Regions from separate parts of the Homo sapiens genome. Here regions 1, 3 and 4 are each linked to region 2. A link is an interaction called in ENCODE POLR2A ChIA-PET data of the cell type or tissue named here. Cell type or tissue: CD4-positive, alpha-beta T cell. All regions are shown on one strand. Links, peaks and the distances in the headings refer to the core of each region. The heading gives the core; the rest is flanking DNA. Region 1 overlaps NINJ1 (ninjurin 1). Region 2 overlaps FGD3 (FYVE, RhoGEF and PH domain containing 3). Region 3 overlaps CARD19 (caspase recruitment domain family member 19). Region 4 overlaps SUSD3 (sushi domain containing 3).

What was found. ChIA-PET counts read pairs that join two places held together with the same protein. Peaks named below come from ENCODE experiments on the same cell type or tissue, not always from the same donor. Only the 100,000 strongest peaks of a DNase experiment are listed, where the experiment ranks them.
Region 1: POLR2A ChIA-PET joins it to region 2 with 16 read pairs; 7 of 35 experiments call an interaction of 5 or more read pairs at or near these places.
Region 3: POLR2A ChIA-PET joins it to region 2 with 12 read pairs; 10 of 35 experiments call an interaction of 5 or more read pairs at or near these places.
Region 4: POLR2A ChIA-PET joins it to region 2 with 11 read pairs; 12 of 35 experiments call an interaction of 5 or more read pairs at or near these places.

What each region holds. Positions count from the first base shown.
Region 1 is chr9:93,122,424-93,129,942 of GRCh38, reverse strand. NINJ1 (ninjurin 1) reads left to right here. Exons shown (of 4, transcript NM_004148.4): 2 at 3,305-3,533; 3 at 4,881-5,044. The coding sequence ends at 5,035. Among named protein-coding and RNA genes, the nearest start is that of NINJ1, 8.1 kb to the left of the region's middle. RefSeq lists enhancers at 1,792-1,851, 2,609-3,260 and a silencer at 4,865-5,029. In CD4-positive, alpha-beta T cell, for the core only: no CTCF peak of the experiment used is centred there; DNase peaks (open chromatin) are centred at 1,492, 2,872 and 3,682.
Region 2 is chr9:93,024,720-93,032,238 of GRCh38, reverse strand. FGD3 (FYVE, RhoGEF and PH domain containing 3) reads right to left here. Exons shown (of 18, transcript NM_001083536.2): 15 at 2,243-2,365. Among named protein-coding and RNA genes, the nearest start is that of SUSD3, 30 kb to the left of the region's middle. RefSeq lists enhancers at 2,213-2,712, 2,713-3,214, 6,321-7,112, 7,113-7,519. In CD4-positive, alpha-beta T cell, for the core only: no CTCF peak of the experiment used is centred there; a DNase peak (open chromatin) is centred at 3,668; H3K4me3 peaks cover 2,022 bases; H3K27ac peaks cover 4,943 bases.
Region 3 is chr9:93,104,389-93,111,907 of GRCh38, reverse strand. CARD19 (caspase recruitment domain family member 19) reads right to left here. Exons shown (of 6, transcript NM_032310.5): 2 at 4,092-4,234; 3 at 1,187-1,340; 4 at 1-29. Among named protein-coding and RNA genes, the nearest start is that of CARD19, 12 kb to the right of the region's middle. RefSeq lists enhancers at 3,326-3,475, 3,903-4,403. In CD4-positive, alpha-beta T cell, for the core only: CTCF peaks have their summits at 2,297 and 2,497; DNase peaks (open chromatin) are centred at 1,947, 2,557 and 3,277.
Region 4 is chr9:93,079,052-93,086,570 of GRCh38, reverse strand. It overlaps SUSD3 (sushi domain containing 3), which reads right to left. Exons shown (of 5, transcript NM_145006.4): 4 at 6,969-7,100; 5 at 1,438-2,034. The coding sequence ends at 1,824. Among named protein-coding and RNA genes, the nearest start is that of CARD19, 13 kb to the left of the region's middle. RefSeq lists an enhancer at 3,416-4,044. In CD4-positive, alpha-beta T cell, for the core only: no CTCF peak of the experiment used is centred there; no DNase peak of the experiment used is centred there; H3K27ac peaks cover 2,133 bases.

The sequences.
Region 1 (7,519 bases), core at 934-5,933, 99 kb before region 2:
CCCAGGACTGGGGGAGAGTGGGATCGTCCTCCCTGGGACCCTCCTGTGTGGTGGTCAGCTCAGGGCTCCAAGGCCCAGAGTACCAAGGTTAGGGACAGGGAAGCAGACTGTCCCTGCTGCCCTCCCCTCCACATGATGCTCCCAATGTGGCCTGCTGCCTGGGGTGGTTGCCAGCTATGCTGTATCCTGGGGCAGCCCTATGCTTTGGGACACACAGTCCTGGGAGATGGCTCTGGGAAAACCTCCTCTGAGCTGCAATCTGCTGGTCTGTAGAATGGGAGAGGAACACAGCCTCTCCCTTGGTAAGCAGGAGTTTCCCAGGTGCAACCCTAGATATACGGAGGGGGAGACTGAGGCCAACGGAGGGGGAGCTTGCGTCAGGGCCACGGGCTGGGCTGTGGTGAGCCAGGGCTTGACCTGCATGCAGAAGCTTCCCTAGCTGCAGGTTGGACAGGAAGCAGATGGCCGGATGGGCTGGAAGTGCCCTTCACCAGCAGGGGTGCATGGTCAGGGCATTTGCTGGCCACTCGGGGCTCAGAGGCCATCCTGGGGCATCTGCTCCACAGCCTCGTGGTACACATGGAAGACTGAGGCACAAAGTGGGGCTAGTTGTCCGGACACAGCTGGAGCCTGAAGCAGGGAGCCATTGAGAGTTCAGCCCCTAAGGGACAATGGCATCAGCTACCAGAGCTTCTGAGCCCCGGGGCCTGGGTTCAAATCCTAGCCAAGCCCTCACTTGCTATGTGGCTTTGGGTAAGGAACCGCCTTTGCTGGGCTTCAGTTTACCCACCTTAAGTGGGCATGAGGACAGCAGGGGCACAGGCTCCTCGTGGCTGGGGGTGCTGAGAGCTGAGGCTTGGGGAGCTGGAGGCTCTGCGCGGATGGTGCTTTTTAATGGATCTGAGTGTTCCTCGTGACTGCATGGCTGTGAAATATTTAAATGGTTCTGCAGAGCTCAGAAAAAAAGGGAATTCTTCCTCCTGCCCAGAGGCCAACACAGTTAGCCTGGGCTTGTGTGTCTGTTTATGTACGTGTGCATATGTATGTATGTGCATGTGTATTTGTGTGTGCGTATTGTGTGCACATGTGTGTCTCACGTCTATGTGTGTCTTTCTGGGGGATGTGTGTTTCTGTGCTTTTGTGACTAGGAACACGCACATATATGTGTAGATGCCCCCAGAAGGTGGAAATCCTCACGGGGTCTGCACTTGGCCTTCTCCCAGCACCAAGTCCTGGGATGGAGACCCGAATGAGCATAAGGGTGGCCTTGAAGGAAGGCACTTTGGCACTTGAGGTTTGTGAAACTTAGGAGCACATGCCCACTGTGGCCAGCAGCCCCTGGGACACTGCACCTTGCGGAGCACACGTGTGATGGGGTGTGGCCCACTGGGCAGCTTCGCAAGAGCAGAACTGGAGACGACCTCAGTGCCAGGCACAGGCCCTTGTGTCCGGGCTGTCCTCACCCAGACCCTGGGCAGCCTGGGAGGAAGCCCCTAAGTGGACAGTGGTGGGACAGGGACACACAGTCCTGGGAGGTGGCTCTGGGCAAACCTCCTCCAAGCTGCAATCTGCTGGTCTGTAGAATGGGAGAGGAACACAGCCTCTCACTTGGTGAGTGCCCTGGCTGTGCTGGGGCCTGGGGGAATCCCAGGGAGTGCAGCGTCAGGCCCAGGGTGGGAGAGGCAAAGTAGACACCCCATAGAGGCTTCGGGGTATGCATGGAGTGACCCGAGAGCACACCAGGGCCCCAGGGACAGCGCTGCTGGGTGGCCCAGGTAAAGGCGGCTGTCCCTGTGCGCACATGTGTCCACGTGAACTTGCTACTTAGAGAGCAGCTGATGCTGAAGGCAGGTTGTTGGAATTCCCAGGCCCAGGTGTAAGCAGCAGAGCCCACCAGTGTCCCCTGACGCCCACTCTCTTCCTCCTGGGCACATAATTTTAGATGAAACTGAAAAACACGCAGCATGAAAGCAAGGCCCCTGCCCTCTGCTGGTTCTGTATTGGCTGCCTCGTGTATTTTTCCAGCCTGCAGAAAGTCGAGGCCTGGATGGATACCATGTCCGCCCCTCCCTGTGGCCCTGCGGCACCCCGGCCTCCCGGCCTGCATCTTTCATGAGTCTGGAAACAGGATCTCCCAGAGAGGGCCCCAGGAGGTTGGCTGCCAGCAGTGGGTTCTCACAGCTGCCTCCAAGCAGGTGACCAGTCCTGGGAGGCTGTGGTCTAGGGCCTGGCAACTCAGGGGCGCCTGTGGACAAAGGGCCGGGCCAAGGGGCTGGCAGGTTTGTCCTGAGTGACTGAAGAGGGCCCCACCAGGGCAGCTTGAGAGGGGCAGACTCTTGCTCCAGAGAAAGAGGAAGTTTGGTACTTAGCTTGGAATGAAGGGCCAGCCCTAGAGAGGACCTTCCTGTGGCAGGAGAGAGGGCCATGTCCTGCCAGGGGAAGTCCTGGGAGGCTTCCTGGAAGCAGTGGCCTCTGTGTGGGGCCTTGGAGCTTGAGAGTGTCTGGCACCAGGGAAAGGCATTGGGGGCTTCGAGAGAACTGCAGGGGGCCCTGACCAGATAGGCCCCTAAGGCAAAGAGGATTCCATCAGAACTCGCATTCCCATTTTATTACTCTGGGAAGTAATGTGGAAGCTAAGCTCCACTGTATGTCGTATGCTGAGGCATCTGTTGAGCCTCTGCTGTGTCGGGGCCGGGCTCTGGGTGGCCCACCTCAGTGAAGTCTTGCTGCTAATGGCCGAATAGTTCTGCAAGGCCTGTGCTGAGGCCTGGAGGCGAGTGGCCTGTTGGGCCCCAAGGCTGGGAGGTTGGGAGGTGGCAGGGGCGATCTCTGCCCTTAGGTCCGGCCCAGGAGGACTTGCTTCTTGCCTGGGCCGGTGTGCACAGATCTGTCCGCCCACACGTCACTTCCTTTCCTGGCATCAGGAGCTCAGACTCTGAGGGGAGGGGGAGAGGAGGCCGGGGGCACAGACCGGTAGGGGCAGGCAGGGAGGAGCAGCCCCGCCTATGGCAGGAGTGGGAGGATCGGGCAATGCTTTCCAGTGGAAAATCAGAGTGCGTGTGCTAAGGTTGCTATGTCGTTTCCTTTCTCTCCAGGACCGTATTCCTAGGGGAGGTTTTATAAAGGCTGAGCACATGCTCGCAGCCTCTCCTTAGGGTAATAAGCACTTCTGTCTGAGCACTTACCAGGGGTGGGGGCAAGGGAAGCCCTCACCTGCAGGGCCCGGTGACCCCCAGAGCCCGACTCAGGCACAGCCCTTGCCCCCCTCCCCCACCCGCCTTGCTGACCATTCCCCTCCCTGCAGCCGGCCCGCTGGGGCTGGAGGCACGGGCCCATCAACGTGAACCATTACGCCAGCAAGAAGAGCGCAGCCGAGAGCATGCTGGACATCGCGCTGCTGATGGCCAACGCGTCCCAGCTGAAGGCCGTCGTGGAACAGGGCCCCAGCTTCGCCTTCTATGTGCCCCTGGTGGTCCTCATCTCCATCTCCCTTGTGCTGCAGATCGGCGTGGGGGTGCTGCTCATCTTCCTTGGTAGGTCCCCAGGTGGGGGCAGCCAGGCCACCTGCTCACCTTGCTGGCATCTGCTCGCATCGCCTGGGACAGGTGCCCACCACCTTGCACACTTGGCTCTCAAGGAGCTGCCGAGTTCCTGGCCCTCATCACCCAGACATGCAGTCCAGGAAGTGGCACCCCCCCTCCCCCCACCCTGCACTTTGGTTTTTGTTTTGTTTTGTTTTGTTTTTTGAAACAAGGTCCCCCTCTGTCACCCAGGCTGGAATGCAGTGGCGCAGTCTCGGCTCACTGCAAGCTGCATCTCCTGGGCTCAAGCGATCCTCCCACCTCAGCCCCCAAAGTAACTGGGATTACAGGCGCTCATCACCATGCCCGGCTAATTTTTGTATTTTTTGTAGAGATGAGGTTACGCCATGTTGCCCAGTCGAATTTTTGAGCTCAAGTGATCCAACAGCCTCAGTCTCCCAAAATACTGGGATTACAGGCATGAGTCACCACGCTCAGCCTTGTTTTGTTTTGTTTTGTTTTGTTTTTGAAACCGGGTCTTGCTGTGTCTTGATCACAGCTCACTGCAGTCTCAACCTCCCAGGCTCAAGCGAGCCTTCTGCCTCAGCCTCCCAGGTAGGCTGGACCACAGCTATATGCCATCATGCCAGCTAATTTTTTTATTTTTGGTAGACACGGGGTCTTGCTATGCTGCCCAGGCTGGTCTCAAACTCCTGGGCTCACGTGATCCTCCTGTCTCGGCCTCCCAAAGTGCTGGGATTACAGGTATGAACCACTGTGCCTGGCCCCACCCTGCACTTTGAAAGAGCACAGAGTGGGGTCAGGGCCTGGCCTGTGGGCATTAGGGCAGGTGTTTCACCGGGTTCTTGTTGACCCATGCCATGAGATGGCCTCAGTCATGCCAGTCCTACCTTCTGGGCCCAGGGTCCCCTTCATGGCTGCGTAACCTTGGGCAAGTGGCTGAACCTCCCGGGCCTCACTTATAAAACAGGCATCATAATAGAACTGCAGCTTGTGGCAGGAATCACTAGATTAAGGCACGCAAAGGGCTCAGTGCATTTGCCCAAACCTGGCCTTTGGTTGACGTCCATAGCTTCAATTCGTATAAGGAAAATATGGGGGCTACAGAAGGTGGGGTCATAGACCGTGGGGTTGCCCAAGCCAGGGGCGCTGTTGTCCATGTTTCAGCAAAACAGATGTATTTTTCTCTGGGCGACAAAACTCATCCTAAATGCGACTGAGAGCCCTGTAATGTCCCAGGACAGCTTGACCGCTGGGGTGGGTCCCCTTCCACTGTCCCAGGCTGGGGCGCTGCGTCTGGGCTGCCCTTGGCACCATCCACTCCTCTCTCGCCCACAGTCAAGTACGACCTTAACAACCCGGCCAAGCACGCCAAGCTGGACTTCCTCAACAACCTGGCCACGGGCCTGGTGTTCATCATCGTGGTAGTCAACATCTTCATCACGGCCTTCGGGGTCCAGAAGCCCTTGATGGACATGGCACCCCAGCAGTAGGACACCCAGGTGAGCTGGGAGATGGGGCGCGAGGCCTGCAGTCCTGGGGTTGCTCGCTGTTGGAGGCTCTTGCAGTGTGGTGAGTCCCTGGCCGGCCAGCCTTGGACACCTTCCTAGGCCATGGGCATCCTCGTCCACACCTACAAGGCCAATGCCTGGCCACTGCCTTGAGGCCAGCCCTGCCACTGGTGCTGGCCACCTGGGGTCCTGTGGTCACAGTGTTTAGATGGAATGTGTGTAGGAGCCACCATTTGAACATCCTGGAGAACTCACTTAAACGTAAGATTTCTATACATTCAGAATGTCTGTCCGATAAAAAAAAAAAGATTTCTGGGTCAGGCGCGGTGGCTCATGCCGGTAATCCCAGCACTTTGGGAGGCTGAGGCGGGCAGATCACTTGAGGTCAGGAGTTCGAGACCAGCCTCGCCAACAGGGTGAAACCCCGTCTCTACTAAAAATACAAAAAGTGGCCAGGCATGGTGGCACATCCCTGTAGTCCCAGCTACTCAGGAGGCTGAGGCAGGAGAATCGCTTGAACCCAGGAGGCAGAGGTTGCAGTGAGCTAAGATCGTACTACTGCACTCCAGCCTGAGCGACAGAGTGAGACTCTGTCTCAAAAAACACCCAAAACCCAAAGATTTCCGGCTTCTCTTGATAAGTCAGGGGCTCTGCACCCCTTATCAGCTCCACTTAGCAGGTGAAGCTTCCTCCCAGCCCTCGTCTGAGAAAAAGGGACCTTGGTATGACCGCCTGCCTGACATGCCCACCTCACTGTGCCACTCTGACCAGGACGGTGGGATTCAGGATCTTGTCACGTGGAGCCCTTGTGACTCTTCAAGTCTGCCCCTTGCCGGGCCTCGCAGAATCTGTTAGCTGCCTGCCTTAGGCTGGACCCTGGCTGTGTGCAGGATGCAGACTGAGGCTGTCTCTACAGGACGAGGCACCCAGTGTAGGAAGACTTCTCACACCACATACAGCCTCTCCCTGTGTCCTTGCTCAGAGAGGGTGAGCGTCTGCCCAGTGACACAGCCTGGGAGCAGGATCCACAGGAAGGCCTGGGATGCAGCCATGGCCAGGGCCACATGGTGCACACACTACAGTCCATGCAGCCAGGCCAGGGCCACACACCACAGTCCCCGCGACCTTAGGCCTAGGGGTCACCCCTCCGGTTTGTAGCAGAGGTGGAGGTGAGTTGCTAAGGGAGGGGTGGGCACTCCTGGCAGGTGGCCATCTCTCCACCAGTGGTGGCCCATGGCAGAGTAGACAGGAGCAGTGCTCTTGGGGCAGAGCGCCTGTGTGTCAAGGATATATAAAAATTTCCCCAGGCCAGGCACGGTGGCTCACACCTGTAATCCCAGCACTTTGGGTGGCTGAGGCAAGCGGATCACCTGAGGTCGGGAGCTTGAGACCAGCCTGACCAACATGGAGATACCGTGTCTCTGCTAAAAATACAAAATTAGCCAGGCGTGATGGCGCATGCCTGTAATCCCAGCTACTCAGGAGGGTGAGGCAGGAGAATCGCTTGAACCTGGAAGGTGGAGATTGCAGTGAACTGAGATCACGCCATTGCACTCCAGCCTGGGCAACAGTATGAGACTCCATCTCGGGAAAAAAAAAAAATTCCCCAAGAGGGCATAGTGAGGATGAGGTGGGGCGCTGGGGCCAGCAGCTGGGTTGGGAGCACCCTGCATCCACCTGGCCTCACCCCTCCCCACACGGGGGCCAACGAGTGACCGCTGCTCGTAGTGGCCCATGGCCTCTCAAGCTCCCCTACCACACCCAAGGCCATTCCCCCAGTGGGATCACGCCAGCCCCCAATGTCCCGGCCGTGGAGCCTGAAGTCACCCTCCTGAAAGGACCTGGATCTGGGCGGCCCCATGTGGGGTCCGAGTCACTGTCCAGATGCTGCCTCCAGTTTGTAGTTAAGTTGTCCTCTTCCAGAACACCTAGATGTCAGCTGCTCCCTGGCTTGGGCATGTGGCCAGGCCATTTATTAATCACCTGCTGTGTGTGCTGAATGCAGTCCCTAACTCTCCCAAGCATGAGTTATCTGCCTGCCGGGAAGAGGGTGCTGCGTCTGTGGGCCACGTGGGGACCCAGCAGTGGACCTTAAAGCTGTCCTCAGAGGCTCGGAGGCCAAAGCTGCTGTGTGTCCTGCGTGGAGCAGTCAGAGAGGTCTCAGGCTTCGTGGGTGGCTATGGTCACAGCTGCCCAACCCGAGCCCCCCATGCTGGGCCAGGCCTCTAAGTCCTGGCAGTAACCCAGCCATGCTATATTCATTCCATTTTCAGAGGGGAAACTGAGGCATGGAGTACTTTGACACCTCTCATGTCAGAATCAGGCTCTTCTCCTTCCTGAGTCCGGGTGTGCAAATGGCCCTGACACTCGGGGCTTGTCACAGCCTGGCTCAGAGCCTCTCCTCTCCCTCCTTCCAGGCTCAGAGCCTCTCCTCTCCCTCCTTCCAGGCTCAGAGCCTCTCCTCTC
Region 2 (7,519 bases), core at 1,754-6,753:
CATATGATGCCACAGTTCCACTCGGGGTATGTACCCACAAGAACTGAAAGGAGGATCTGAAGGGATGTTTGTACATTCATGTCCATAGCAGCGTTATTCACAATAGCCAAAAGCTGGAAGCAACCCGTGTCCATCGGCAGATGAATGGATGAAGTTGTCATGGTCTGTCTGTACAGTGGAATGTGATTCAGATGCATGGGTGGAGCATGGGAATTTAGCCAAGGAGTGCTCCTCAGTGACTTTTCCAGAGCTTTTCCTACCCTGGACACTCCCAGCAGGCCCCTTTGTGCCCCCTCCTCTGGCCCCTGCAGCTGCATCCCATCGGTGGTCCTGTCTCTCTCTGCCTCGGTCTCCCTCCCTCTGCTGGATCCTTTTCCCAGCACAAAGAGGCTCCTGCTGTCTCAGGGCCACCCACACCCACTTCTGCATCTGCTTCTCCTGTTCCATCCTGCCCCACGTACTGAATGTTGCAGAGGACTTGGAGGTCCTTGTTCAAACCTTGGGAAATTCTAGTTTGAACCTAAACCTGCAGGCACTGGCTGCTAAGGGACCATGGCACTCAAACACTGAGCTCATATCGCAGGTCTCAGGAGCCACAGCAGAGGGGAGATTGCTCTTTTCAAGTAGATGGAAGGCACCCTCTTCTGGAGTCCTCCTTTTATGAGCATTTTATTTTTGGAATTTCTCTTTTCTCTATCACTTCTTGTGTGAGGAAGCAGGAATACCGGGCAAACCAAGGCAATGAAAGCCAAGCTAAGCCCCAGCAGGCTGACACGGAGATGCAGTGATGTCACTGAGGGCACCGAGCCACCTCTGCTGGGGAAGTCCAGGTTGGCCATGAGGACGCTCACTCCAAGGAAGATTAATGGAGGCTGCAGCTTCTGATCCTGAGTAGTCACAAAGCCTGAAGCCTGGAGCTGAGCAGGGACCTGGGCATGTATTCTGAGGATGGCTCTTAAAGCAACAGATTCTCTCCTCAGGTCTGATGGGGAAACCAGGTTTGAGTTAAATCCCCCAATTCTAGAGTACAAACTGGGTCCCAAACTGAGAGTTCTTTAAGAGGCACAGATCACATTTCCCACTTGCCTGCCCATCCATCCTCTACCATACATTCATCCATCCATCATCCATCCATCCATCATCCCTTCATCCACCCATCCATCCATCCATCCACCCATTCATTATCCACTCATTCATTCATCCATCCATCCAACCATTCATCTATCCACCCATACTTCCGTATGCCATCCAACTATTCGTCTGTTCATCCATCCATCCATCCATCAATTCTCCAGTCATCCATTTATACTTCCTATATATCCACTTCCATTCATACTTCCATATGCCATTTATCTAACTACCCACCTATCCATCCATCCCCTCATCCATCCATCCACGCATCCATCTACCTATTGATACACCCACCTCTCCAACCACTCATCCATTCATCCATCCTTCTACCCACCCACCCATCCATCATCCATCCTTCCAAGGACTCATCTACTTATTCCCCCCCCCCTGCTGCCCCCCCGCCATGTGGCAAAGGTATGACAAGCAACATCAACCGCTTCAGGCACAGGTTGCTGGTGCCCTTTGGAAAAACACCTCCAAAGCATTCTGTGCTGAGATCCAGTTGCTAACACAGATTCAACTTTAATCTCTTAACCTAAAGATACTTAAATGATCAGTTCCTTCCTCAGGGATACTTTTACATTCAACATTAAGCATTGAATTTTCTCCATTCTCAGGAGAAAGGGCTTTGGAGTGAGGGGAATGGAGATGGTGTGCAGCTGGGGCGCCAGTCGGAGGCATTGCCTCATCACATGGGCCCACCAGGCCTTCAGCACCACTGGAGCGCTGGGGCAAAGGCCAGCAGTAGGAGCTTCCAGCACAGCCACACCCTTCACCCGTCTCCAATACACCTTGCAAGGAATGAGGACTATCATCTCCTTGTTCTCAAGGTCACCCAGCTAGGGGTTCTCTGGTTCCAAATCCAGCACTTTTTCAACCACAAGTAGTGTTTGTTGAACACCAGAGCTGACCAGAGAAAAGTGATTTGATTCTACTTCGGACAGGACAGTTTTGCACTCAAGGGTATCTATATCCATGAGCCAGGATCAGGAAGCCCTTCCGTGCAGGGCTGGTGTGCATGGCTGGTGTGCTGCTGGTGAGGACTCAGCTGCTCTGTCAGAGCAGAGGACAGGGTGGCCTCCTGTCCCTGTCCCCCTCTCCCGGGACTCACCGCCCCACACAGCTTGCAGTGATGCCTCCTCTTGGTGATGGAGTTGAAGGTCTCACCACAGCTCTTACAGCTCTGCTTCTCCTTGTCACGTCTGGTCTTAGAGGATAGTTTTCTGGGCTCGAGCTATAAGGAGGCAAATAGATGCCATCAGCTTCTGAATCATGTGTGCACCCTACCCCACACGGCAGTGGAGTGGCAGCTCTCGTGACTGTAAAAGCCACACAGGCTCAAGGCAAAAAGTGGAACATGCAGAAGGGAATGAAGTGAAGAGCCAAGTCAGCCACGTCTCTCTTCCCTCCCTCACCTCCCAGCGGCTGCCTGTGCCCATGGCACCGAGTAAAGATTTTAAGTGGATCAAGATCTTCATGTTTGGAACAACTTGGCCAATGACTTTATCTGGTGCATCTGAGAAACTATTGAAAGGAGCCACAGCTGGAGGAACACAGCACTTACTAGGGTGGGCAGTGGGCAGCACAGCCATGGCCTGCAGCCCTGGGGACGGGGGCATCCCTGTCTGCAACTGGAGCCGTGTGGCCATGCGCCTGCTCTATACTGGGCACCGCGGGCCACACCCTCCAGGCACGCCACATGGATGAATATAGGTGTGCACCCACATGCCTGAGTGTGCAGACAAGCATGGCAACATTTTAGGGGGAGGCTGGACGCAGTGGCTCATGCCTGTAATCCCAGCACTTTGGGAGGCTGAGGTGGGCAGATCACTTGAGGTCAGGAGTTTGAGACCAGCCTGGCCAACATGGTGAAACTCCACCTCTACTAAAAAATATACAAAAAATAGCCGGGCATGGTAGTGGTAGTGGGTGCCTGTAATCCCAGCTACTCGGGAGGCTGAGGCAGGAGAATTGCTTCAACCCAGGAGGCGGAGGTTGGTTGCAGTGATGCAGTGAACTGAGATCCCGCCATTGCACCCCAGCCTGGGCTATAGAGCGAGATTCTGTCTCAAAAAAAAAAAAAAAAAAAAAAAAAAAAAAAAAAAAAAAAAACTGTGAGGACATGTGAGGAAGCCATGAAGAGCTGAGGCCAGGGTCAGGGGCTGTACCCTCCTCTGTCTCCTGTGCCTGAACTGCCTACAGAGGAGGGTGGTGTGGAGGCTGGAGCAGGTGTAGCCTGGGGCTGCCCAGTCCAGCCTTGGTTTCCCTGTCTGATTATGAACAGTGCCAGGTGGAGAGACCCCAGTCTCCTGCCTCCTGTCAGCCCTGCAACCCTGGATGACTCACCTCTCCTTTCTGAGCCTCAGTTTCCTCACCTGTAAAATGGGATGGGTGACTGGTCCCTGGGTCGTAAGCCTCATCACAGTACATAAAACCCCGACTGCGTTTGGCAAGTTGCTAATTACCGTTTCCTGTTACAATAGCCTGCAACCCCTGGAAAGGCCCCATCATTTGATGAAATAACTTCCTGGGCTTTTGAAGCTTGGTCCACACCCAGCATTTCCTCTCTGGGGAGGAGGTGCCTCCCTTGAGACACTTTGTTATGGGTGCCGAAACCACTGTTAAGAAGACTTTAGGAAAAGGCAAAGATATGTATCGAGTTCCCCAGGATGTCAGAGCTGGAACTGCCACTAGAAATGTTTATCTCAACCTCTCCAGTCAGGGAAACTGAAGCCTGCAGGTGTTTTTCTTTCTTTTTTTTTTTTTTTCCTGTTTAAAAGAAAACTACCTAAAATAAGCTTACCATTACTGTAGCTGAGCAGAATAAAAAGAGGTCTGGGATATGCTTTAAAATATTACAGAAAATTGGGGTGTGTGTGTGTGTGTGTGCGTGTGTGTGTGTGTGTGTGTCGGGGCTAGGGGCTGAGGGGCCATAAGAACAGCACCAGGCTGAGGTTTCTGGAGCTGGGGAGGGATACTCATTGCGGTTATCCCCACTTGTATGGGTCCAAAACTGCCTTAGGAAAATGCTAAACAACATACGCTTAAAAAAAGTTTAACATAAACTCTTCAGGTTTAAGGAGAAGGAGGCCCAGGCGCAGTGGCTCGCACATGTAATTCCAGCACTTTGGGAGGCTGAGGCGGGAGGGTTGCTTGAGGCCAGAAGTTCGAGACCAATCTGGGCGACATAGTGAGACCCCGTCTCAACAAAAATCCAAAAAATTAGCTGATGTGGTGGCACGTGCCTGTAGTCCCAGATATTTGGGGGGCTTAGGTAGGAGGATCGCTTGAGCCTGGGAGGTCAAGGCTACAGTGAGTTGTGATCACACCATTGCACTCCAGCCTGGAGAGCACAGCAAGATCCCAACTCAAAAAAAAAAAAAAAAAAAAAAGAAAGAAAGAAAAAGATGAACTGAACTGGTTGGGGGTGAAGAAGCAAGAAAGGGGTGGCTCAGATTGGGCATAAGCATTGGAGGCTGTGATGGGCTGAACTATGTCCCCCCAAATTCGTATGTTGAAAATATAATTCCCAGTAACTCTGAATGTGACTATATTTGGAGACAGGGCCTTTAAAGAGACATTAAGTTAAAATGAGGTCTCAGGTTGGGCCCTGATTCAATCTTACTGGTGTCTTTATAAGAAGAGATGAGGACACAGAGACACAGAGGGAAGACCATGTGTGGAAACAAGGAGGAAACTGACATCTCCAAGCCAAGGTGAGGCCTCAGGATAAACCAACCCTACCCACACCTTGATCTCAGACTTCAGCCTCAGGTAGTATTTTGTTCTGGCAGCCCCAACAAACTGACACCAGTGCCTCTGTGCAAATTCTGGCCGGGCACTTCCAGCTGTGTGGCCTGGTTTGTGGTCCCCGTTCATTGGCCCACCTGCAGGTCCCCCCAGCACCTGTCCTGCTTGGCACAGGAGCCCAAGGGCAGGGCTGGCTTGAGGGTGACAGGGACTCTCACTCGCTGTGCTGCAGCCCCCGGCACCTCTGTTGAATGGGCCTTGCTCCAAAGACACAGGTGAGGCGGCCTGGGCTCCCTCTGCAGTTTCTCTCACACCCAAGACCACAGTGGGGGCTCCAAGCACACTAGGTGGGGAATGGGCATCACTGACCTGGCGGCAAAAACCTCTTCTCCAGGTGGGCACCCAGAGAGGCTGGGAAGTGGGAGTGATTAGTGGAAGGGCAGCCCCGATGTGCACCTCAGCCCAGAACTGCCTGCTCTTGACCCCGGAAGGGGGACCCTGGCCACGGCACCCAGGGGCAGCACTGCATGGTAGCTGAGAACAACACAGGGCGTGCCCATGGGGCAGGGGGCAGCAGGGGCTGAAGGAGCAAAGAACAACCATGTGGGAGGACAGGTACCTGCGGGGCTGGGTGCACAGCAAGAGCTTGGCCTCTGAGGACCAGTGGGACCGGGTCCCAGTGAAGGGACAGAGGACAATTCTGGAAGCAGTGAGTGTGGCTCAGGGCTGAGGCAGTGCCGGGAGTCCCACTGGCTTCCTTTATCTGGCAAATCTTCCCAGCTATGGAACTGAGCTGAGCACTTGGGGTGGGTCCTGGCCCTGCACCAGCTCCCATGGAGCTGAGGTCCGCAGCCCGTCGAGGCCAACCCTCCAGCTCCCATCATCAAGGTGTGGCTGAATTTGTAGGCATGACGCAGTAGCTGAGAGGCAAGAGGCCCACCTGAGTAGCGAGGGATGCTCTCTCGGCCATGCACACGCCCCTTTGTGAATGAAGTTACCACGCAGGTTGACCCAAAAAAGGGAGCTCAGGTTTTCGTTGTGGATGTCGGGATATCAGAAAAGCTGGGCCCAAGTCTCTCCAGGAACATGGAGAACTGTGGCTTCCTCAGTATCTGACCGAGTGACTTCACCCCCAAAGCGCCCAAAACACACCAGCGTTGACCCAGAAAGTGGTCTCCACCAAGGGCCAACGGGGCTGCCCCCTCCAGCATTTTTTCTTGAGCAAATTGAGCTGCACATCCAGGAACGGGGGGCACAGCTGAGTTACACAGAATTGGAGCCCAGTAAGAGGCCCTGATGAAACCGAGTCAGTTTCATCAGCTGCTTGAAATGACCCAGCAGGGGACACAGGCTGTGAGGCGCAGGCACTGCCTGGGGCTATTCCAACAGGAGGGTGGCCAGGCTGAGGCCTGATGCCTCTGCTCCAGCCCTGCCCTGGAGCCCCGAGGGTGGACACAGGGCGTGGCCTCGTCCCAGGAGGGGCAGTGCCTGAGAAGAGGCCCTGGCACTGGCCTGTCAAGGGTGCCCTTAGATGCCTCGCTGGCTCCTTGGAGGGGTTCGTGTGTCACCCATGGTGGGTCTGAGGCCCTAAGAGACCTTTTGGATTCTGACATTTTGTGTTTCTGTTAAGAGCAACTCCACGCTTGCCCATCAGGGAAGGCTTTGAATTCTGCAAGGCCCCTTGCAAAACTTCCTGGCTTGGGTGTAGCTTCTCCTAGGAAAGGGGCTTACAGGGACTATACCACTGAAGAAATTGGGCTCAGGAAGTAAGTTGAAGTTTGGTATACTGTAGCAAAAATCACTGTTGTTGATGAGAGAATGAACTTGCTTTTGAGTGCTTTGTAAAACGCACACTGAGCTCACCTCCATCACACCACATTCACCCTGTGCAGCTTGACACAGACACTGAGCTGTCCCAGCTCCTACCCTAGTCTCAACTCTGCTGTTTTTGCTCACAGGAAGACACCAGTGAGGAACACAGGGCCAGGCCAGGCCACATCCACTGTTCGTAGGGAGGCCCTGGGCTGGAGCTGAGGTCTGTGGTTGTTTGGTGGTCTGTCGTGGGCCCAGCTCTGGCTTGGTGTGGGTAAGGGACAGAGACAAGAGACCAGAACTGGAATTGTGACCCTGAGTACCTGGCTCCCCAGGCTGCTGCAGAACCTGAGGCAGCTGAACCCTGGGCCAGGGGAAGTAAAGGGAGTGGGGCAGGCGGTGCTGTCCACCCAGCTGGGCGCACCCATCGAGGCACAGCGGGTCTGCTGGCCACAGCCTGGTCCAGCAGATGCCCGGACACTGACTGAGGCCCTGAGCCCCAATTACCTTCTCGCCTGTGACGGAGGCAGGCGGCCAATAGGGGCATTGCCTGTGTGGCCAGCAGCGCCTGACAGCTTCTCTGATCTCTCTGCCCAGAGCCAAGTGAGGCTCAAGAGGCGGCATTTGCTCAAAGCCCTGCTCCAAGGCCATCTCCAAGCTGTGTCTTCCCACAAGTTAAAACATTTTAAACAATGGCCTTGCAGGTTCTTCCAGCTAGAACATTCTCCTGTCAGGGCACCAACCCGGGGGTTAGACTCCCCAGGACCCTGTCCCACACTCAGACGCCCTGTGTGGATCCCCTCAGCCAGGCCTGGGCTCCTGCTGT
Region 3 (7,519 bases), core at 273-5,272, 81 kb before region 2:
CGAGTCTAGCTCTGTGCAATCTGAGTTCTCTGGAAACAAAACCACAGAGCATAGTTAGTCAACGGGCAGGGCCGGAGGGCAAGGTAGTCACCCCGCAGGAAGCCCAAGGTTGCTGCTGCCTCCTGGGGCCGCCAGGCCGAACCAGGCTGTGGCACCTGAGGCTAGCCCTCCTCAGGGAACTATGCACAGTCTGGGTCTTCTCCTCTGCTCCAACTCCTGGACGGGCCTAAAGGCACCCGGGAGCCACAGAAGGTGCTCTACCTCCAGTGGGGCCAAGGCTTGGCCCTGCCTGGTTTTGAAAGCCCCCTGTGGCATACTCGTGGCTGGGGAGGGAGAGCCAGTCCCACCTGCAGGGCTGGGCCTCCCCTCGAGCTCTCCCCGCCCACCGTCTGCACTGTGTTCTGTGAGGCGTGGGGAGGCCTCCAGGGGGTCAGAGACCACAGCCCAGTAGCCTGGGACAAGCCGCCCAGTCCCTCTGGTCTCTGTCCTGTTGTCTAAGGGCCAAGGGGCAGTAGCCCCTCCTCCAGGGGCCCTGAGCACAGAGGCGTCAGATCAGAGTTGCCATCTTCAACTTGATATGCCCCCCACATCCCAGCAGCTCTGTGGGCCCAGGCTACTGGCATCCACATGACTCCCAGGGCCTGAGTCCACACTGCCTGAGGACAGGAGCCTCAAAACTGAAATGCACGTGCTTCGGACCAGCCATCCGTGCCTGACAATGTCCTATGGAAACACCCACACGTGTGCAGATCGCTGCAATGAAAGGGTCCGTCATGGGGTTGGGTAATTCCAGCTGGGACCGCCTAGGAGCGCCATGCAGCTGTGGGAACAAGGTTGCTGTCCACACAGACATGAAGGGATCCCCGTGGAATGAGGTTAGAAAAGGAAGGGCAAGAGTGGACGTATAAGATGCCCCATGCTGTGTGAAAACTGCCATGAGAGAGAGACGGAGGAAGGGGGAGAAAGTGGGAGACAGAGACCAACATCTGCACTGCCTGTGCCTGCCACACTCTCCCCTCGGGGCCAGAGGGTGGCCTCTGGGGAGGGGCTGAGGCGAGAGGGGATGCCAGGCCTGGGCTGCAGCAGACTTGGGTGGTCATGGAGGACATCCATGCCATCAACGGCAGGCTGGGGTGCCCTCCCCGGGCCAGCACCAAGCATGCATGGTTGGTGATGTGGAACTTACGCAGAGCGTGGCGGCTGGGCAGGCGGCTGTGCAGGGGCTGGGCATGGATATACAGGGCTCGGTAGAACTCCTGGCAGTCCCGCTCACCGCTCCGCTGCAGGTGGCTCAGGAGGTCACAGAGCCGCACACGCAAGGATGCCTTGGGGTTCCGGAACTGAGGGTACAAGGGGGTGCCAGGGAAGATCAGGCCAGGGGGGCTGGCTGTGGGTCAGGGCAGGGCACCAAGGTCAGGCCCCCAGCCTCAGCTTCCCTGTTGGGTGTCAGGACACCTGCTGGATGGCAGCTCCTGTGACAACCTGCCCCTTACCCACACCACATAGTGCCTGGCATTGCCTCTGTCACAGGCATCACTGCTACTCCTCATACTCCCTGTGGGGTGGGAGGTTGGGAAACAGGCTGGGAGTGGTCACAAAGAAAGCATGGGGCTGGCAAGGTGCGGTGGCTCATGCCTGTAATCCCAGCACTTTGGGAGGCTGAGGCAGGCAGATCACGAGGTCAGGAGATCGAGACCATCCTGGCTAATACGGTGAAACCCCCGACTCTATTAAAAATACAAAAAACTTAGCCGGGTGTGGTGGTGGGCACCTGTAGTCCCAGCTACTCGGGAGGCTGAGGCAGGAGAATGGTGTGAACCCGGGAGGCGGAGCTTGCAGTGAGCTAAGATCGTGCCACTGCACTCCAGCCTGGGCGACAGAGCAAGACTCCATCTCGAAAAAAAGAAAGCACAGGGCTGGTGACATCATTCCAAGTGTTGGGACATAGTGTGGCTTCCTGTGTGACCTTAGCCAGCTACTCCACCCCTCAGAGACTTGGTTTCTTCATTTGTAAAAAAGGGATAATGAACCCTCATGGTAGGCTGTGACAGGGAATTAATGAAGTGATGGTATAAGTGCTAACTTCTGTTATTTTTCAGTCTACAGAATGTGATTCAAGTTTTAAAAAAGTAAGTTGAAGCCAGGCACAATGGCTCATGCCTATAATCCCAGCACTTTGGGAGGCTGAGGCAGGCGGATCAGGAGTTCCAGGTCAGGAGTTTGACACCAGCCTGGCCAACACGGTGAAACCCCATCTCTACTAAAAGTACAAAAAATTGACTGGGCATGATGGTGCATGTTTAATCCCAGCTTCTTGGGAGGCTGAGGCCAGAGGATTGCTTGAAACTGGGAGGCAGAGGTTGCACTGAGCCGAGATCATGCCACTGCACTCCAGCCTGGGCGACAGAGACTCCATCTCAAAGAAAAAAAAAAAAAGACAGAAGTATTGGCTCTTTTGATGTGTATGACAGAGAAATGTGTGGTTCTCAAGGTCAGTGGACAGGCCACTGGGCCTTGACCTCCAGGACCTGGAGTCTGTGGCCTGGTGCTGCCACCTGGTGGCAGCATATCATTCTACATGGCCACAGGGAACTGGAGTTAAACCATGGCAGTGTGAAAATGGCAGGCAGATGGGTGGCAGGAGCTGTGGTGTCTGTGAGGAAGGAATATGTGCTTTTTCTTGTATAAACGTCTTAAACTTTCTAAACTTTTTAAAAGTGAACATGCATTAGACTTCAATTGCAATAATAAGAGATTTGGATTTGAGCTCCTAACTTTTAAAATTACTGTACCACCTTCAAAACGGAAGAAGCACCTGAGCCAGTAGCAGGGCCCGTGTTGACTCCTGTTCTGTTGTGGGCCAACCTCATTGTTCCAGGAGATGCCCCAACCCTCAGGATAGCCCTGCACGTGGCACCTGTCAAGGAACAGGTGGCTCAGTGGGGGCGCCAGAGCCACAGATGTGGGTAGGGTCGGCAGGGTGTGGCTAACTCTCTCATCCAATGTCCCCTCAGGGCCACCTGGCACTGGGGTGATGGAGCAGAACAGACCTCCCAAGACAGAGCCCAGGAATTGCATCTTAAATGCCATCTCCAGCAGAGCCACCCTGGTGTGCCCAGCTCTGCAGCTCTGAGAGGCCAGGGCCATGTGACAGAGTGACAGCCACTGGCCCTGGGCACTTTCCCAAATAATAGGATGAACTCAAGATGTGGCCTGACACTCCTGAAATGAGTGGCCCTGGGCAAGTGGCTGCCTCTTGAGCCTTCGGACCACCTCTGTGAGATGGGGTGATGAGCGTGGCTGCCCACAGGGCTGCAGGGCCATCTGGCGACAAGGGCTCTCGGGCAGGCGTTTACCCGGCTCAGCTCAGTCAGTCCTCACCACACCTGCCAGGCAGGGGCTCTCGGTGTCCACTCCACACATGGGGGAGGCTGGGGTTCTGAGGGGACCAGCCCGCTCAGCACTGCTGAGAGGGGCAGACTGGGGCGCGGCTGTGGGGTGAGTCAGCATCTGCCTTCCTAGAAGCTCAGCTGCCTACCTGTGACATGCTGGGCTTTCCAGCCTCGTACAGTAATATAGAAATTAGAGAAAAGGAAGCAATTGTTTGCCCGCTTTGAACCTTCGGAAGATGCAGAGTGCAAAGCCCTGTGGCACTGGGGTGGGCCGGGCCCATTATCTGTTCCCCATCCCACTTCGGCTCTCCCTCTGCCTCCTCCCTCCTCACCCCTCCCTCCTGCCCTCTTTCTCGCCTCCCTCCGTATCTTATACTGTTGTGTGCTTCATGTATTGTCACATGTTATCTCCTGTAACCTCCCAGCAACTCGGGAAGGGGACAGCAGACCCAATGACATATGAAGAAACCGAGGCACAGAGAGCTGATGTTCCGAGCCTGGTTGGGCTCACCCCAAAGGGCCAGTTTGTAGCTCAGGCAGCCTTAGTAGCCAGGTCCAGATGTGTCACCTCTGAATCCTGACATACCTAGTGTGTCATCCCATGAGAGAATGACCCAGGGCTGGTCACCAGCTTCTCCCAGCCCAGAAAGGAAGGGAAACTGAGCAGTGTCTCGGGTACCCCCCTCACCTCCTCAGCACCTTTTCCGCCTCCTTGTTGGTAAGGATCTGTGGGTAGTAACGGTTCAGCTGGAGGATGATCCTGTCCACCTGCTGCTCACTCAAGCGCCCATGGCCTGTCAGGAAAGGCGTGTCCTGCACCAGGCGGTCACAATAGGTCTGATCTAAAACAGATAGCACAGGGTCATGAGCCAGCACAGCCCAAGGGGACCAGAGACGACAGCCTCGTACTGACACTGACCACAGGAAGGCATCACCCCCAAGGTGGGTTCCCACCAGGAGGGTGAACCTGCAGAATCACAGCCATCCCAGCCTGTGTGGTGCGCATTGCCCAGCTGAGAGCTGCCCCTGGCCTGCCAACCTGCCTCTCCAGAAGATGGAAGTGAGGGGTTGCGGTGGAAACCCACTTTCACAGAGCTTATCACAGAAAACAAACTCAGAGGGGCGAAGAATCTACTTTTCATGGGCCACCTGCAGGGCCATCAGGAAATAGCTCAGTTCTGGGGAAGGTACAGGTGGCACAGGTGGCTCAGAATGCCCAGGGCCAGGCACGGTGGCTCAGACCAGTTGTGATGGCTCACACCCGTAATACCAACATTTTGGGAGGCTGAGGTGGGTGGATCACTTGAGCTCAGGAGTTCGAGATCAAGAATGCCCAGATGTGCGCTCTGCAGATCTTCACAGTGGCACAGATACAGGGACACAGGGCTCAGGGTGGCCTGTGCTGGGATCACCATGGGACACAGTGTGTCTGCAAGGCCTTAAGAAGCTTCTACCAACAATAAACCAGTGAGTTCTCCCAGAGGGCTAGAAATGCTTTTCATTTGCCTTTTTTTTTTCCAGAATCACCATTAAAATATCATTTTACCACCTTTTCCATTAAGAATGTTTCTTAGAATGGCAGATGTTTAAGGCTGAGCGGTGGAGTGATGACGGAAGGGCATGGAGAGGATGGGGCACAGGACCCCCACAGGGACTGAACAAGTGCATCACCCTACATACTTGTGGCAGCTTGTCCTGTTTCCCCATGTACACAAAGAAAATATTTATAGAATATAACACAAAAGAAACTGAGAAGGGACTCTAAATGTGTTACTATAAAATATCAACAAAACACAAAAGAAGGCAGTAATAGAATAAATGAGGGTCAAAAAAGCTACAAGACATACAGGAAACAAATAGCAAAATGGCAGTAGTAATACATTCCTTATCAGCAATTACTTCAAATGCAAATAGGTTAAACTTTGTTTTTTTTTTTTTGTTTTTTTTTGAGATAGAGTCTTGCTCTGTCACCCAAGCTGGAGTGCAGTGGCCCAATCTCGGCTCACTGCAACCTCTGCCTCCTGGGTTCAAGCAATTCTTCCTGGGATTACAGGCATGTGCCACAACACCCAGCTGGTTTTTGTATTTTTTTTTTTTTTTTAGTAGAGACAGGGTTTCACCATGTTGGCCAGGCTGGTGTCAAACTCCTGACCTCAGGTGATCTGCCTACCTCAGCCTCCCAAAGTGCTGGGAATACAGGTGTAAGCCACCACACCCAGCCAAATTTTCCTATCAAAAGGCATAGATTGGCAGAGTGGATTTTTAAAATATGATACAACTAAGTGCTGTCTACAAAAGACTCACTTTAGATCTAAAGACACAAAGAAGTTGAAAATGAAAGGATGTAAAAAAAACCCATACAAATAGTAAACAAAAGAGAGATGAGGTAACTATACTAATATCAGACAAAATAGACTATAAGTCAAAAACGATTAGAAGAGATTAAAAAGTACATTATGTATTAATAAAAGGATAAATTCATCAATAATATGTAACAGTTATAAACATATATGCACCAAATATCAGAGCTTCAAAATATATGAAGCAAACACTGGCAGAATTGAAGGGAGAAATAGATATCTCTATAATAATATTTGGAGACTTCAAAACACCACTTTCAGTAAGAGACAGAACCACTAGACAGAAGATAAATGAGGAAACAGGACTTCAACAACACCGTAAGCCAATTATACCTGGCAGACATACACAGAACACTCCATACCACAATAAAGAAGAGATATTTTTATCAAGTGCACATGAAACATTCCCCAAGATAGGCCACAAAACAAGTTTGTAGCCACAAAATAAGCTTTAATATATTCAAAAAGGTTGAAATCATATAAAAAATATTTTCTGATCACATAGAATGAAACCAGAAATCAATAATAGAAAACTAAAAAAACTCACAAATATGTGAAAATTAAACAGCCAATGGGGCCAGGCATGGTGGCTCACACCTGTAATCACAGCACTTTGGGAAGCTAAGGCAGGCAGATCACTTGAGGCCAGAAGTTTGAGACCAGCCTGGCCAACATGGCAAAACCCCATCTCTACTAAAAATACAAAACTTAGCCGGGCATGTTGGCGCACGCTTGTAATCCCAGCTACCTGGGAGGCTGAGGCACGAGAAATCCTTGAACCTGGGAGGTGGAGGTTGTAGTGAGCTGAATTTGTGCCACTGCACTCCAGCATGGGTGACAGAGCAAGACTCTGTCTCAAACAAACAAACAAAAAACCAATGGGTCAAAAGAGAAATCATGAGGTAAATTAGGAGGTAACATGAGAAAGGCAGAAACACACACACACACACACACACACGCACACACACACGCGCGTGCACACACACACACACACCTTACACCGCGCTAAAACCTAAGGGATGCAGCAAAAACAATGCTGAGAGGGAAAATTATAGTTGCAAATGCATATATTAAAAAAATCTTAAATCAGTAACCTAACATTACACCTTAAGGAATGAGAAAAGGAAAAAGTAAAGACCAGAGAGCTTGAAGAGCAAACTAAACCCAAAGCTCACAGAAGGAAGGATATAATCAAGATTAGAGTGAAGACAAATGAAATAGAGAATCGAAAAACAGTGGAGAAAAATCAAGAAAACCAAAGTTGATTCTTTGATAACATCAATAAAACTGACAAAACTAGCTAGACTGACAAAGAAAAAGAAGACTCAAATTACTAGTATCAGGAATAAAAGTAGGACATTACCATGAACTTTACAGAAATAAAAAGGAATATAAGAGAATACTATGAACATTTGTATACCAATAAATTGGATAACGTAAATAAAATGAAAACATTCCTAAAAACACAATCTACCAAAACGGAACTGTGAAGAAATAGAAAATCTGACCAATAACTAGTAAGATTAAATCAGTAATCAAAAATGTCCCAAGAAAGAAAAGCTCAGGACCAGATAGCTTTGCTGGTTAATTCTACCATATATTTAAAGAAGAACTAATATAGCTTTGCTGGTTAATTCTACCATACATTTAAAGAAGAACTAATACCAATCCTTCTCAAACTTACAAAAAAAACTGAAGACGAGAGAACACTTCATAACTAATTCTATGAGGTCAGCTTTACCCTGATACCAAAATCAGACAAAGTCA
Region 4 (7,519 bases), core at 979-5,978, 55 kb before region 2:
CTGGGAGAATAAGAAATTAGTCTTTTTTTTTTTTTTTTTGAGACAGAGTTTCATTCTTGTTGCCCAGGCTGGAGTGCAATGGCGCCATCTCAGCTCACTGCAACCTCCGCCTCCCGGGTTCAAGCGATTCTCCTGTTTCAGCCTCCCAAGAAGCTGGGATTACAGGTGCATGCCTCCATGCCCAGCTAATCTTTGTACTTTTAGTAGAGACATGGTTTCATCATTGGTCAGGCTGGTTTCACACTCCTTACCTCAGGTGATCAGCCTGCCTTGGCCTCCCAAAGCGCTGGGATTACAGGCGTGAGCCACTGTGCCCGACCAAAATTAGTCACCTTTTATAAAATTGCTTTGACAAGTGATTGGGTTAAAGGTGACTGTGATGCTTGAACCCAGGAGGCGGAGGTTGCAGTGAGCCCAGATCGCACCACTGCACTCCAGCCTGGGCGATAGAGTAAGACCTTGTCTCAGAAAAAAAAAAAAAAGGTGACTGTGATGGTCGTAAAGTGTGTCTGCCAATTCTCTTCTCACCAGTCAACACTCTTCCCACCTAGCAGTGGAGTCCAACTCTCTGCCCCTTGATTAGAAGGCAGCCTTGACTCCCAGTGAACAGACACAGCATGACTTCCGAGGCTGGGATCTGAAAGGCAAAATGGCCTCCACCTGGTGCTCACATTGCAACTCCACCTTGAACGCCGGCTGCCATGTTGTGAGGAAGCCCAGGCCACATGAGGCTGCCATGTGGGGGTGCTATGGCTGTGAAATAAAATCTTAAGCCCCACTGACTGACTGAATGGACCTGTCTTGGCCAAGGAGAACTGCCCATGACTAAGACAGGTCAGTCATGCCTCAGTACACTCCTTCCTTGCTAACCAATACCAGATTTTTTTCTTCAGAGTTAAACAGAAACTAGCTCTGAAAACAAACAAACAAACAAACAAAAAAAGGGAAGTCTCCTCTGCTGACTCTAACATCAACCAACCACTGTTACCTTTGTATTTTTCAGTATTAGAAATAATTATTTAGCTGGGCACGGTGGCTCACGCCTGTAATCCCTGCACTTTGGGAGGCCGAAGCAGGTGGATCACAAGGTCAGGAGATCGAGACATCCTGGCTAACACGGTGAAACCCCATCTCTACTAAAAATACAAAAAATTAGGTGGGCGTGGTGGTGGGCACCTGTAGTCCCAGCTACTCAGGAGGCTGAGGCAGGAGAATCGCTTGAACCTGGAAGCGGAGCTTGCAGTGAGCAGAGATTGCACCACTGCACTCCAACCTGGGCGACAGAGTGAGACTCTGTCTCAAAAAAAAAAGAAATAATTATTTAGTTTTACTTCATACCCCTCAACTGCACTTTTACAGACAACAGATGCAGAACCCTCCATGGGTCCTTGCTTGGAAGCAGTACATCCTGTGGAGGAAGATGCTGAGGTAGTTTTCTGTAGTTGCTGAAAAGAAGTTTATTGCTATTTTCTTATTTTATTATACAAAACTAGATTTGCTTAAAACATTTCCCAGTCTCTTTAAAGGAATGCTAGTTAGTGGGAGGCCACAGCTAGTAAATTACCCTCAGTAGTGGTTTCAAGTAGTCCATAACTATAAAAATCGTTACGGCCAGGATATGCCGGAACAGAACACTCCCCACTGGGGTCCTCAGCCTTGGATGTCAGCTCGGCCCCTCAAGGGGTCCCTACACCTGGAAGCTGATTCCACTCATCAGTCTCGAGCTGGGCGCATGTGGAGTTGATGTGGAGTTGTAGCTGACTGGCTGGTGGGGTCAGCCTGGCCTCCCAGTGTGGAGCATGGGCACCAGCCTCACTGCGTGGTCACCCTAGGGCATATGCTGCGGGCTGTTGTGGCATTCCTGTGGCCAGCCCAGAGGCAGGCAGGGGCTGTCTGGGGTTTGCCATGTGCACCATCACCTGGGCTTGGGGTGAGCTGGAGGAGCCACTGAGGCTTAGAGCTCTGGGGATCCCAGGGTCCTTGTCCACGCTGCGGGTCACACTGGCCAGCTTGCTGGTGCTCTCACCATGGTCTCTGTGGAGAGAGGAGGCATGAGTTGGCAAAAGAGTGTGGATAGGGTTTAATCCCCAACTCCATACCTTCCCAGGTACCCAGGCCCTCCAGTGGGCCTGGGGCAACTGCTGCCCTGAGCACTGGGGAGCCCGTTTCCTCCTGCTGGGAGCTGCCCTGCACCCTAAGGTGCACAGAGGTCACTCCATCTCCCTGCCGGGCCCTGTTGGCAAGTGGGTCCTTCATCTACACAACCAGGGCGTGGCCCAGGAGTCAGACACTTGCCCCCCTAAGGTGTGGGAAGGGACTTCCTGGGGCTCATTCAGAGTGTGCAGAAACCACCAGGAACCCAGCTGTCTGGCCAGGGCCTGGGATGTCCCAGGCAGAGAAGGGATGCTGGGGAGCAGGAGGTCAAGGGGAGGACATCTTCCCTCCTGCCAGGCCTGCCTCTTTGGTAGCCAGGAGCTGGATCACCCACCTGCTCCACCCTCAGTACTCTTGTGGCTCTCTACTCCCCCAGATACAAACCAAGCCATTCCCCAGGCTGACCAGACCCTGGCCCTGTCCCATCTCCAGCCTCCACACACACACTGGCCTCTGCTCCATGTGGGCTGCCTGGCGGCTCCCACCTCCAGCCCTTTGCATGTCCTCTCCTCCCCTCAGAGGCTGTCTCTCTCCCCTCCCAAAGCAGGCTCTCTTAGTCCTTTCACTTCCGGCATCACCTCTTCCAGGAAGCCTTCCTGGATCACGGCTCCCACCCACAACTAATTCTCAGAAAAACTCTAGTAAGTAGTAGGAATTAAGAAATGATCTGCTTATGCAATGAGTAAGTGAAAGCATCAATAACTGGTGGAGACGAAAGGCAGCTTCGGGGAGGCAGGAGCCAGACTGACTCCACCCAGCCTCACTTACTGGTTGTGTGGGAGTCTACACAAGTTTCTTAACCTGCCTAGTTCTTCACCTGGAAAACGGGATAAAAGTAGTACCCACCCCTAGGTGAAAAGAGTTAATATTTGGAAGAGTTCAGAACAGTGCCTGGCACATTGCAAGTGCTGAGAAGTACTTATGAAATAAAAACAAGGTCAAGAGGCAAACCTCACCTTGCTAAAGGCAATTTACCACCTATGGAGGCAGCCTGGGCCCTGCCTGAGGGGTGGGCAGCCCCAGCACAGGCATATCCCGAGGATCCTGCCTGGGAGCCCGGGGCCCAGGGCTGGGGACTCAGGGAACTCTGCCTCCATCGGCTTTGTAGCCCTGGGCAGGACCCGCCTTCTCTGAGTCCCCATGAAGCTGGGCTGAGTGCTCGAGGTCTCCATGTGTGAGAGAGCTCCGGGAAGGGGCTCTGCCCTAAGGGTCCCCCTCCCAATCCCCCTCAGCCTCACCACCACTTCCTGCCTCTTGAGCTGACTGTCAGAGTGGCCCCTAAGCCGGCCTCCTCCAGCCTCTCACGGCCCTGTCAGGGTGCCTCCCTCCCGCCCTGGCTCTCTCACTCCCCAGAGGGGGTGAACACAGCCCTGTACACAGATCTGTGGCCACTCTTGGACGGGACGCACACGTCCGACCACACACTGCACAAGTTCCCGCAGTGTAAGAGGCAGGGTCTGTGGCGCTGGGACCAGGCAGAAGTGTGGCCCCAAACAGCACCCCTGGGAGCCCCTCGGCATCATGCTCTGGCCAGCAAAGCCCCTGCGGCAGCGGCAGCAGCTGTGGCTGCCATCATCCTGGACACCATGTTGCCTTGAGAGGCAATTGTTCCTTCCCCCATTCCATGGGCACTTTCCCAGTTATGACACAGGATGATCTGGTCCCAGTGCTGTAATGGGGAGTGGGGATCACAGGTGGGGCAATGGAGGAGCTCTGAAAGTGGCTTTGGATATCTCACTACCCAAAAGGAAAGGCATTAGCCACCATGGCCCCAACAAAACTAAAATAAAAAGGAAAGGGGGTCAGGCACGGTGGCTCACGCCTGTAATCCCAGCACTTTGGGAGGCCGAGGTGGGCAGATCACGAGGTGAGGAGATCGAGACCATCCTGGCTAACACAGTGAAACCCTGTCTCTACTAAAAATACAAAAAATTAGCTGGGCATGGTGGCGGACACCTGTGGTCCCAGCTACTTGGGAGGCTGAGGCAGGAGAATGGTGTGAACCCGGGAGGCGGAGCTTGCAGTGAGCCGAGATCGCGCCACTGAACTCCAGCCTGGACGACAGAGCAAGACTCCGCCTCAAAAAAAAAAAAAAAAAAAAAAAAAGGAAAGAGGCCTAAAAAATGTACAGCCAATTGATGGGTCAGGTGCCCTCCCACAACACATGGAGCAAAACATTTGGAGGTAATTCAGCAGAGAAAACAGAAAATGACTCATGCCAGCAATGGCACTGGTGAGCCAAGGCTGGAGAAAACATTCTTCCTCGACATTCATCAAAGAAATGCTGACGGAAACTACCCACACAACTTGTAGCTACTGTAAGAAACAAATGATAAACAAATGGTCAGCACTCAGTGATGATGCAGTTACCAGAAAAATATGGCCACATTCACTTGTACCAGAGCTCCCAGGGAAAGAATGTGGTCATAAAATATTCAGACTGTTGGGCCTAAACAATCGATTCCTAGGATCAGCCCCAAGAGTTGTGGTCTTGAAAAAGAAAAACAGCACTAAGCAAAAAGACACTGACCACGCCTGACCACTCAACAGGGGAGGGTCTAGCAGATATTGGAAGCTTTGGAATAATGGGCTGCTGTAAGGAATGATAGCCTGGAGGCCTCAGACCACCATGGTGACCTGGAACGTGTTGCTAAGTGCAGAAGTATCAATGGCAGCATTTCGGCTACATCCTTGTTGATGTAATACACACTTGAAGCGTCAGGAAAGGAGACAGAAAGGTGAATTCCTTCCCTGCAGGTGTTGGCCAGACCCAGCACGGTGTGTGTAACCCAGGGCCACAGAGACCACCATCTCCTGTGCCTCAGTTTCCCCATCTGCATAAGGTCGTAAGAGTGGCAACGACAGTAACAGCCAGTATTCAATGAGCTCTCACCCTGGGCCTGGCGAGAGAGGCACACACCCGGACTCAGGTAACCTCAACAACTTGAAAGGGTGAGCGCTACTGCAATCCTCACTTTACAGGTGAGGAAACCGAGGCATGGAGCTGTTAGTCATACAGTGAGGCCATGAGGGCTGGGACCAAGTGCACTGCAGCCTCGAAAGACTCCAGCAGGAGGGCCTGAAGGAAGGGAACACAAGCTCAATGATGTCGTCTGGATGCCCGCCCAGACCCCGGTGTCTAAGCGCTGTTCTCCACCCACAGAAACAGGGCTCCCAGAGCAGTGGCCAACCGCAGAGATGGGCACAGAAAGCATGAGATGGGCCTGGAACATCTTGTGCAAGGCAGGAAGCACTCACAGACTGATGGGGATGGATCAGAAGGACACAGGCCATGGCTTGGCAGAGCTCCTACTGCCAAGAACTGGAGCCCACAAAAAGTGTGCTTGAAAATAATGTGGGGGAAGGGGCATGAATGAGGTTGCCTGGCTTAGCTGGTGACCATGAGAATGGGAGGCAGGGACAGGAGATCTGTGACAATATTCTACTTTTGTGTATTTGTGAACTTTTCCCAAAATAAAAGTTTCAGAAAAGAATATTCATGAGTTCATGTGATGCTAAAACAACAAAACAAAATCAAAAGAAAGGAAAGAAAAAAACAGCTCATCCTCATCCCTGATAGAAGGAATGTCAGAAGTGCAACAGAATTAACAAAGTCACCATTCTGTAATGCCCAAGGCAAGAGCGGATCTGGCAGGATCAGCCTTGCACGCTGAGACCACAAGTCAGAGGCCGCTGAGACAGTGGAGGGACACTTGCAGAGCCCCTTCCTCAGGCTCTGACAGTGGAGGGACCTGGGGGGCTTCGCCTCAGCCAAGAGACCCCATTCCATGTGGCCCGTGGGGGCAGCCTGGCCCATGTCTGTGATCTGCACATGTAGCCCTGCACCAGAAATGCAGAGCCGGGCCTGGTCACACAGAAACACCAGACAGACGCAGACAGGAGCCTCTGCATGCGACCACTGGCCTGGAACCCTCAGAAGACTATGCCATGAAAAACTGAAGGCCCATACCAGTTTAAGGAGCCCAGAGACCTGGTGGCTGAGTGCTGCGTGTGATTATGGACATTCTCCACTCAACAGGCCACGTGCAATCAATATTAGATTTCTGTTAGTTTTGTTTTTTTTTTTTTTTTTTTTTTGAGACGGAGTCTCGCTCTGTCGCCCAGGCTGGAGTGCGGTGGCACAACCTTGGCTCACTACAAGCTCCGCCTCCTGGGTTCAAGTGATTCTCCTGTCTCTGCCTCCCAAGTAGCTGGGATTAAAGGCACACTCCGCCACACCCAGGTAATGTTTGTGTTTTTAGTAGAGACGGGATTTCACCATGTTGGCCTCGAACTCCTGACCTCAGGTGATCCTCCCACCTCAGCCTCCCAAACTGCTGGGATTACAGGTGTGAGCCACCAAGCCTGGCCAATCAGTATTAAATTTCTGGACTCAGAAAAAGAATGTCCTTATATTGGTTCAGGGCAAAAAAATGTATGTGTGTATTAAGAGAGAGAGAAAGGAGAGGGACAGAGCACGGGAGGGAGAGCAAGTGACTGCAGCTCAGTGCAGAGCCCTGCTGGGTGTAGGTGGAGGGAACACAGGTGTGTAGAAGCTTCAGCTTCCCTGGAGGGTGGACCCTCCAGATGAAAACACTGCTGGGGGCAGTTCTGAGTCCTAGAATGTCAGAGTCAGGACAGAGTGCTACAAGGACCACCAGCCTCTTGTTTTAGAGATGGGAGTTAAGGTTCTGGGTGGGCTAGGCGTGTGGGAGCAGCAGGCTCTCAGCGTGTGGGAGCAGCAGGTGGCCCGGGGCCTGACCAAGCTGGACCCCTTGTCCCCCAGCATGTCCCCTACCCAGACCCGGGCTCACGTGGTGAAGCTGTGGTTGTCGTGCGCCTGGCTGGGCCCGCTCACGGGTTTGTTGAAGTGCTTGAGGCCAAGGTATGCGGCCTGCACCGTCTCCAAGTCCTCATCTTTCAGCTGGGACCACAGCTGGGCTGACCTGGAGGAGAGTTTGGGAGGAAGGACTCTGAGCATGCAGGTGTATCCCTGACGGTGGTGGAAACAGGCTCCATGTAGGCCCAGGGCACCGTCTGCAGGACCAGTGCAGGCTGGCAAACCTCTCAAAGAGCTGGGCAGTGGATGTTTTTGGTGTGGTGAGACACATGATTTCTCCCACAGCTAAACTCTGCAATTGCAGCCCAAAAGTAGCCACACACCAGTAGACAATGAACATGGCTGTGTTCCAATAAAACTTTACTTACAAATACAGGTGGTGGAAAGTTCTAGGGCTGGACAGTGCTAATGGCTGCACTACATCGTGAACATACTTAATGCTACTGAACTGTAGACGTTAAAAAGGTTAAGTTTTGGCCAGGCGCAGTGGCTCATGCCTGTAATCCCAGCACTTTGGGAGGCCGT